2 separate regions of the Homo sapiens genome follow, and region 1 is linked to region 2. Evidence: chromatin loops called from intact Hi-C (ENCODE). Cell type or tissue: PC-9. All regions are shown on one strand. Each heading gives the region's core, and the rest is flanking DNA. Links, peaks and the distances in the headings are about the cores only. Region 1 has its middle 9.8 kb from the start of MUC4. Region 2 holds the start of MIR570 (microRNA 570).

Region 1 (4,390 bases), core at 226-4,225, 120 kb after region 2:
CTTGCTCTGTCCAGGATGTCGGCACTTTTTTGGACACTTGTGATCAATTAACCCTTTTAATGTTGATGGTCTAATGGCGGAAGCAGAGCTGACAATGGGGCCGGGCGCTGTGGCTCACGCCTGTAATCCCAGCACTTTGGGAGGCCGAGGCGGGCAGATCACCTGAGGTCGGGAGTTCAAGACCAGCCTGACAAACATGGAGAAACCCCATCTCTACTAAAAATACAAACTTAGTAGAAATGTTGGTGGTGTGCACCTGTAGTCCCAGCTACCTGGGAGGCTGAGGGAGGAGAATCACTTGAACCTGGGAGGCGGAGGTTGCAGTGAGCTGAGATCACACCACTGCACTCCAGCCTGGGCAACAAGAGCGAAACTCCGTCTTGAAATAATAAAATAAAATAAATAGAATAATTACTCCGGAAGCCTAAAAATGATGGGTGGATTAAAGACTCTGCAGGTGGGTGGGGAAAAGGTGGAGAACCCCTTCCCATCCCAGCTCTTTCCTGGGTGAGCTCCCAGCTATGATCCAGGACCAACTGCCAGGCTTCTCATTTTGATACTGGACACTATGCTTAGCCCAGCGACTGTCCTGAAGAAAGTGATCCAGACAAAATTTGAACAGAGAAAGAAGGCAGTGAGATTAGCCCATCAGGCTGGAAAGTGAGACTTGTTCCTTGTTCCCCTTGCTCCCTGGGGAGAGGAGGCACCAGCTGAAGCTGGCCAGGGGACAGAAGAGGGGTCTGGTGAGCTCTGCTCCCCGGTGTGCAGGGGAGGCAGAATGCAGGCAGAGGAGCAGCCTGACAATGCGACGGACACATTACCACGTGGCCCTATGTGCCCTCACGGGGTCACGAGCTAGTGGAATCTAAACATGGAGAGAGGATCATTTAGCAACAGGGTCTGTGGCCCTGGGCATGACTGTGTGCCAGGCAACAGACAAGCCTCAGTGAGGGCCATCCAGGAAGGCCTCTGCCTTAGTGCTCACAAACTCGGTGGCTTCAAACAAACAGGAATTTATTCTTTCACAGTTTGGAACCCAGAAGTCCAAAATCAAGGCGTGGGCAGAACCACACTCCCTCCGGAGGTTCTGGGGTGGAGCCCTCCTGGCCTCTCTCCTGGTTTCCAGGGGTGGCTGGCCATTCTCCGCATTCCCGGGCTGGCAGCCGTGTCCCTCCAGCCTCTGCCTCCATCGTGTTGTGTGGCCATCTTCTCCCCTGTGCGTGTGTCTCTGTTTCCTCTTCTCATAAGGACACCAGTCACTGGATTAGGCTCTGCCTCAATTCGGCATGACCTCAGTTTAACTTAACTAATAACCTCTGCAAAGACCCTATTTCCAAATAAGGTCACATTCTGAGTGACATGAATTTTGGGGGACACGTACTCACCCCAGTACAACCTCCTTGAAGAAAATTTGGGGCAGGGTAGGTGTATGGGTCATGACAATAGATGATTCTTGCCGAATGATGACCTATTTGGGAAGACCAGCAGGTGTGCCCACATCACCCTGGGCTGGCTCTGGAAATCCCCCAAATCTCGGCTCTTGTCACCACTGAGTCAGGAGCCAGGCGGCATGACCAAGGGACCAGCTTGACTATTCCTCGATCTAACTTCTTGGATCATGAGGCCAGGCAGATGGCAGCCCCAGGAGCCCTCAGCTGTAGCTCATCAGGCCCGTGCTGAGACCACCCCCTCCCCTGCCCAGGAGGGCAGAAAAGCAGGGCCCAGGCAGCAGTGGCCACACCTGCCTCAGTGGTTTCAGCCCTGCTCTCTCAAAGGTTGACCTGCTATTGACTGGAAGGTATCACATTCCCTTGTTTCCTTCTGTAACCAGAGAAGAAGGTAAGGGGTAAGGGTGGGAGAGGGGAGAGAGACAGGACAGTATATCTAAAAATAAACGTACCCCACCTCAACCTCAAGCATTGCACAGAAAGGTGTGTCCGCCTGCTCTTCACCCGCCTGTGACCCCCGCATTCCCTCCAGGTGAGCAGGAGCCCGACCTAGACACTCTCTTTAGCCTACACATGCCAGACTCTCCCTTTAGAGGAAAAAGGGACTTCTCACCAAGCCACACCCCTTGAAACTGCTTCCTCGGGTGCACCTGGAGTGTTCTCACTCCTCGGCCCCAGTTCCCACTCACACTTCCTGGAGCTGGAGGAGGGGGCAAGAGGGTGATGCGTCATAAGCCTGCATGGACATTGTCACTGAAATGAAAGCTCAGCTTCCAGGGTCCGGAGACGGCTTTGGCCCCAAGGTGCCAGGGACAGCATAAGCTGCCGGGACCTGGCGAGGCCCAGGGGGCGAGCCTTCGGGCAACATCTAGCCTGGCACTCCTGGTTTCGTGCTGGAGGAGCAGGGTGAGAGAGGGGCTACTGTTGAGCTGTAGGAGGCAGAGTGGGTGCTGGGGGAAAGAGCAGGAGCTTTGGAGTCACTGTGGGCAAGCCACTTCCTAGCTGAGCCTCAGTCTCCATGTCTGCACAGTGGGGAGAGTAGACGTAATTCCTATTAGCTTAGTACGTCGTAGATTCTCAGCAAATGTTAGCGTCCCCACGCCACCGCCCCCCAGATGTGGGCATGGAAAGAGAAACAAACTATTTGGAAGGAGAGTCTGGGGTTGTTCTGGGTGGAGGGCCAGGTCATAGACATGATGTGGTGGCAATGCCTGATTCTGGCTGAGGGAATCATTCTGGAATGGTGAGGGGGTGGATCTGGCCACAGGGCTCAGGAGACTATTGTCGTCTCAGGGGTCCTCACAAAGTGGCTGGGCCAGGTGAGCTGGTGTTTCTTATATGCGGGTAAAGGTGTTGCTCGTATGCAGGTAAAGGTGTTTCTCGTATGCGGGTAAAGGTGTTTCTCGTATGCGGGTAAAGGTGTTTCTCGTATGCGGGTAAAGGTGTTTCTCGTATGCGGGTAAAGTGTTTCTCATGCAGGTAAAGGTGTTTCTCATATGTGGGTAAAGGTGTTTCTGATATGCAGGTGAAGGTGTTTCTCATATGCGGGTAAAGGTGATTCTCACATGCGGGTAAAAGGTGTTTCATGCAGCAGTTGGCAAGTTGGTAACTTCTTCAAGCCCTGTGATTTCGAGATGGGGAGAGAAGTCTGTGAGAATGCAGTTTTGAGAAGCAGAAGCAATGAGGTCGCATCAGCCTACTGCCGAGCATAACACACAAGGGCAAAGAAGACGGGGGTCTGGGATTGGAGGGCTTCTTAAAATTCTGACACTAGACCAACTTTCCAAGTTGTTAAAGCCTGCAGACCCCAGATGTAATCTGTCAGTGTGAGAGGAGTTAAATGTCAGCTCCAATATCTACATTATAATAATTGATACATATTACCTAATAATCAATATATTGTGATGTTATATCATAGCATTTATTACATACAACACAGTTACTATTATATTAGCTTCATCTACATGTGAGATCTGCTTTTTAAAAAACTTACTTTATTTTTTATAGAGATAGGGTCTTACTTTGTTGCCCAGGCTGGTCTTTTTTTTTTTTTTTTTTTTTTTTGAGACAGAGTCTCACTCTGTTGCCCAGGCTGGAGTGCATGATCTCTCTGCCTCCCGGATTCAAGCGATTCTCCTGCCTCACCCTCCTGAGTAGCTGGGATTACAGGCGTGCGCCACCACGCCCAGGTAATTTTTGTATTTTTAGTAGAAACGGGGTTTCACCATGCTGGCCAGGCTGGTCTCAAGCCCCTGACCTCAAGTGATCCACCCGCCTCGGCCTCCCAAAATGCTGGGATTACAGGCATGAGCCACCACGCCTGGCCAAGATTCACTTAAAAAAAAAAAACTGCTTTAAAAACATTCATAAGCCGTTATTGCCTGGAGAGTCTTTGAATGTGTCACACCCTTTAACACGCAGGAGCAGCCAATCCCCAAAGCCCTGGTCACGTGATGACAATTAGGCCACCTACCCTCCGTTATTCTGGCCCCTCTGCCAAGAGGCAGGCCCTCACCCAACTGACCCTACCAGCGCAGGGGCCTGAGTGCGGCTCTCCAAAGAAACTTGATGTTGGCATTCAGCCACAAGCCCGGCTCTCAGAGGAACCTGGTGTGGGAAAGACGCCCCACCTCCAGCCCCTGTGCCGTCAGAGTCAAGATCACTGTACTTTGCATAAAGTATTAGGAAAAAACCCAAATTCTTGCTCTTTGATTAGAGCCTCTCCTTCTTTCCCCACCAGCCCTCTGCAGAAGCAAGAGGCAAAACTAAAACTCAGGTGTTTTTATCCGTGAGTCTGTGTTTCTGTGTAAGTGATCTATGCATTTAAAAACCAATAACTTACTTTATCCTTCTCAGGACCTGAAGTATGGTCTTTCATCAGATGCCTACAGAGGGTAGGAAGGCCAGGAAGAGGTGGGGAGGGCAGGAGGGGAGCGCTGAAC
Region 2 (4,390 bases), core at 118-4,117:
TCCTTGTAAATTCTGGATATTAGCCCTTTGTCGGATGGATAGATTGCAAAAATTTTCTTCCATTCTGTAGGTTGCCTGTTCACTCTGCCTGGTCATATGCAGAAAACCGAAACTAGACCCCTTGCTGACACTTATACAAAAATTAACTCAAGATGCATTAAAGATTTAAACGTGAGACCTAAAACCAGAAAAATCCTAGAAGAAAACCTAGGCAACACCATTGAGGACGTAAGCATGGGCAAAGACTTCATGACTAAAACACCAAAAGAAATGGCAACAAAAGCCAAAATTGACAAAAGGTATCTAATGAAACTAGAGAGCTTCTGCACAGCATGACTGTATTTCAGTGCACGTTTACCACCGAGCTCTTAACGCTCCACCACTGTCCTGTGTCATTAGGATCCCAGCTCTGCAGCCATTCCTCTAGTTGGGCCTGGGTCGGCTCTGGGATGCCGCGGGGGGGCCGGTCGGCGGCGGAGGGGCCAGTGGGGACCCGGGGCAGGGGCGGAGACCCCTCCCACTGCACATCCCACTGCCTGGGTATCTGGCCCCCAACCGGCCTGCCCGCTGCTCCCACCTCCCATGGTGGGTCGGGGGCTGAGGGCTGGGGACTGGGGCAGGGTACCCCAAATATCTCTCGGTGGCGATCGCTCAGTCCGTGCAGTCCATCCAGCTCCTGCATTGTCCGTCCTACCAATAACCTCTCACTTGCAATTCTCAGCCCCTTCCTGCATTGTCTCCCTGTGAGACCTACTAGAACCCCCGCCTTTCACACTGCTGACCTGCTGGGGGAAAATGCACAGAGGCAGAGACGAGGCCACGCGGGAGTCCTGATCTCTAACCCCAGCCGGTCTCAGGCCTTGCCGAGGCAACGCTGCTTCCCCAGACACTCTCCCTTTCCCATTCTTTTTTTTTTTTTTTTTTGAGTTGGAGTCTCGCTTTGCCACCCAGTCTGGAGTGCAGCGGCGCGATCTCAGCTCACTGCACCCTCCACCTCCTGGGTTCAAGCGATTCTCCTGCCTCAGCCTCCCAAGTAGCTGGGATTACAGGCACACACCACCATGCCTGGCTAATTTTTGTATTTTTAGTAGAGATGGGGTTACACCATGTTGGCCAGGCTGGTCTCAAATGCCCGACTTCAGGTGATCCACCCGCCTCGAGCTCCCAAAGTGCTGGGATTACAGGCGTGAGCCATCGCGCCTGCCTTTACTTTCCCATTCTTAACGCCTCCCGTTTCAGACCTGTCCCCTTTTCCCCGCATTTCTGACTGTCACGGCACATCACAACCAGCAGACAGGGCTTCCCCTATTTCACAGGAGAAATAGAAGCCATCAGATGGGACCTCCTTCAAAGTCCTGCCACCAAACCTCAGCATGTACCTGGACCCACATGTATCCTCTTTTCCTTTGGGATTGAATTAGAGAGGTGCCGCTCGAAACCCGCTCCTGGGTGGGAGTCTTGGCTCTATCAGTTATGCCTCTATTCTGTATGTTTAACCTCGCCCTCGTAGGGGCATAAAACAGCATTTAAACAGGATCAAGCTTTCCATTTTAAAACTCCATACACTCCCTTAATTTCATCTCCTCCTCCACCTACTGCCCCATGTCTCTCCCTCTTCCTGGCTAAACGTCTCAAAAAAGTGGATACACTTTCTGTCAACTCCTAAACACTCCTCACGCTCATTTGGCCTCTGCTCCTCCCTTCCTCCTCCCACTTCATTGGAACTACTTCTGCCAAAGAGGATCCCTGAGTCAGCCTGACTGGTAACCCCAATGGACTCTACTCAATATGCAACATCCTTCACTTCTTAGCAGAGTTTGAAACAGCCTGACTCTCCTCTTCTGGCAACATTCTTTTCCTTGGTTTGGGGACGCTGTACTGTTCTGGTTTTGCCCCTCCCTCCGAGCATTCCTTGTGTTTGTCCTGGCCCATTTTCTCCTCTCATTCTACATCCTCTCCCCGGGGATTTTAGCTTCTCTCACGGCTCAGGTTACCATCTCCATAGTGATGACTATCAAATTCTGTACCTCATTTCCAGAGGCTCCTGACAGACTTGCTTGGTCAATATACTACTGGACATATTCATGAGACTGTCTCACACAGGCATCTCGAACCCAGTGTGTCCCACAATTCTCTTCCTATCCATGCCTGTTCCTCTTCCACTGCCTCATATGTCGGTGACTGTCCACCTTCTCTCTCTCTCCCCCTCTCCGTTTGGCTCATAGGAAAAGTGTCACCAAGGGCTGTAAGTGCAGATTTCTAATTATCCCCTAAATTTGAACATTTTTCCTCTCGAAAGTGTATGGCCATTACCCTATTACAGATCAACATCTTCAATCACTGGAATGATGGCAATAATCTAATTGGGTTCATTTTATCCTCTATCTAACAATGACAACTCATTGCCTACACAGCAGGTAGAAGGAGTTTGTTTTCAGAATTGCCCTCTGACCTATTTAAGACGCTCAGATATTCCCTGAGGCTCCTTGGCCTGGCCACAAAGGCCCTACACATTCTGGCTGCTTCCTCCTTTCCAGCATCCTCTCTCACGTCTCCTCTCCTCAGTTCCACCCTCAGGAGGCACCAGAATTCCTCACTTCTTTGACTACAAGGCACCGTCTTACTCCCAAGACCAGTGAATCCGAAGGTGGACCACCAGCTGAGGGACTAGATTCCAGACTGAATAGAACAACTTTCCCTGTCTCTCCACATAAAGTGTGTTTGTTTTTCCTCTTACAGGTTTCCTTAATGACAACAAAAAAGGGAGTAATCCTACCCACTGTAAGAGTCATGACTCTTGATTGCAGCTGACAGAAACTCATGACAGCCTGCTTTAGATGAAGGGGGAGAGAAGGACTGGAAGAATCTTGGAGTTGGGAATGTCACACGTAATTGAAGGAAGAACAAGAAAACTATAGTAAAGAACCCTGGGGTGGTGATGTAGTCATGGGCCAAGTGTCCTGGAACCCTGGGGTGGTGATGTAGTTGTGGGCCAAGTGTCCTGGAACCCTGGGGTGGTGATGTAGTCATGGGCCAAGTGTCCTGGAACCCTGGGGTGGTGATGTAGTTGTGGGCCAAGTGTCCTGGGTTTTGGGTGGAGAAAGAGTCCCCTAGATAAGTTATTAGGTGGGTGCAAAGGTAATTGCAGTTTTTCCCATTATTTTAATTGCGAAAACAGCAATTACCTTTGCACCAACCTGATGGAGTCCCCCTTGCCATGCTTCTCTCTGTGAAAAACCCCAAGCCGAAGTCAGCATAACATCCACAGGACTCTATGTTTGCAAAAGCCAGCTTAGCTATATTACATGTATAAGCACATTTTTTCAATAAGTCAGCCTTAGCTTACTGTAACTTTTTAACTTTATAAACTTAGTATTTTAACTTTTTAAACTTTTTTGTTGAAAACTAAGACACAAAAACACATGTTAGCCTAGATCCACACAGGGTCAGGGTCATCAGTATCACTGTCTTCCACCTCCACATTTTGTCTCTCTGGAAGGTCTTCAGGGGCAATAACACACATGGAGCTGTCATCGCCTGTGGTAACAATGCCTTCTACAGTACTTCCCAAAGGGCCTGCTAGTTCACTTAATTCTTTTATAGAGAGAAGGAGTACACTCTAAAACACTGATCAATAGTATATTATAGTAAATACATAAACCAGGAACACATTTATTATCATTATCACGTATTGTGTATTGTACAGAATGGTGTGTGCTGTGCTATCCAGGAACACATTTATTATCATTATCAAGTATTGTGTACTGTACAGAATGGTGTGCGCTGTGCTTTTATGCAAGTGGCAGCACAGTAGCTTTACACGAGCATCACTAGACACATGAGTAGCATTGCACTCGGCAACAGGAATTTTTTCAGGCCCATTATTATAATCTTATGGGACCGCATCCTATATGCAGTTTGTCATTGACCAAAATGTCCTTATGCGATGCATGACTATATTTGCAAAGGACTAGTATCTAGAATACATTTAAAAGTCTTAAAATAGTAACAAAACAAAGAATGCAATTAGAACATGAGCAAAAGATACAAAGCAACATTTCACTGGAGAAGATATACAGATTGCAAATAAGCACATGAAAAGATGTTTGATACCATTAGGGAAACGCTTCTTTAAACCAGGAGATATCACCACGTGTTAGAATCAACAAAATAAGGCCAGGCATGGTGGCTCACACCTGTAATCCCAACACTTTGGGAGGCTGGGGCAGGCAGATCACATGAGATCAGGAATTCAAGACCAACCTGGCCAACATGGCAAAACCCTGTCTCTGCTGAAAACACAAAAATTAGCCAGGTGTGGTGGCACACGCCTGTAGTCCTAGCACCTTGGGAGGCTGAGGCAAGATAATTGCTTAAACCCAGGAGACGG

What was found. A loop is a pair of places that touch in the nucleus more often than their neighbours do. Peaks named below come from ENCODE experiments on the same cell type or tissue, not always from the same donor. Only the 100,000 strongest peaks of a DNase experiment are listed, where the experiment ranks them.
Region 1: it touches region 2 in a loop (8-fold over the local background); 2 of 110 quality-filtered maps call a loop at or near these places.

Annotation. Positions count from the first base shown.
Region 1 is chr3:195,819,524-195,823,913 of GRCh38, forward strand. No RefSeq gene overlaps it. Among named protein-coding and RNA genes, the nearest start is that of MUC4, 9.8 kb to the left of the region's middle. RefSeq lists enhancers at 1,141-2,340, 4,136-4,390. In PC-9, for the core only: no CTCF peak of the experiment used is centred there; DNase peaks (open chromatin) are centred at 2,028, 2,998 and 3,918; H3K4me3 peaks cover 3,129 bases; H3K27ac peaks cover 3,750 bases.
Region 2 is chr3:195,696,291-195,700,680 of GRCh38, forward strand. The region is part of intron 2 of MIR570HG (MIR570 host gene); the gene reads left to right. It overlaps MIR570 (microRNA 570), which reads left to right and starts at 3,111; the gene lies at 3,111-3,207. It overlaps LOC124909477 (a long non-coding RNA gene), which reads left to right and starts at 255. Exons shown (of 2, transcript XR_007096227.1): 1 at 255-299; 2 at 2,740-2,780. In PC-9, for the core only: no CTCF peak of the experiment used is centred there; DNase peaks (open chromatin) are centred at 1,751 and 2,491; H3K4me3 peaks cover 947 bases; H3K27ac peaks cover 3,652 bases.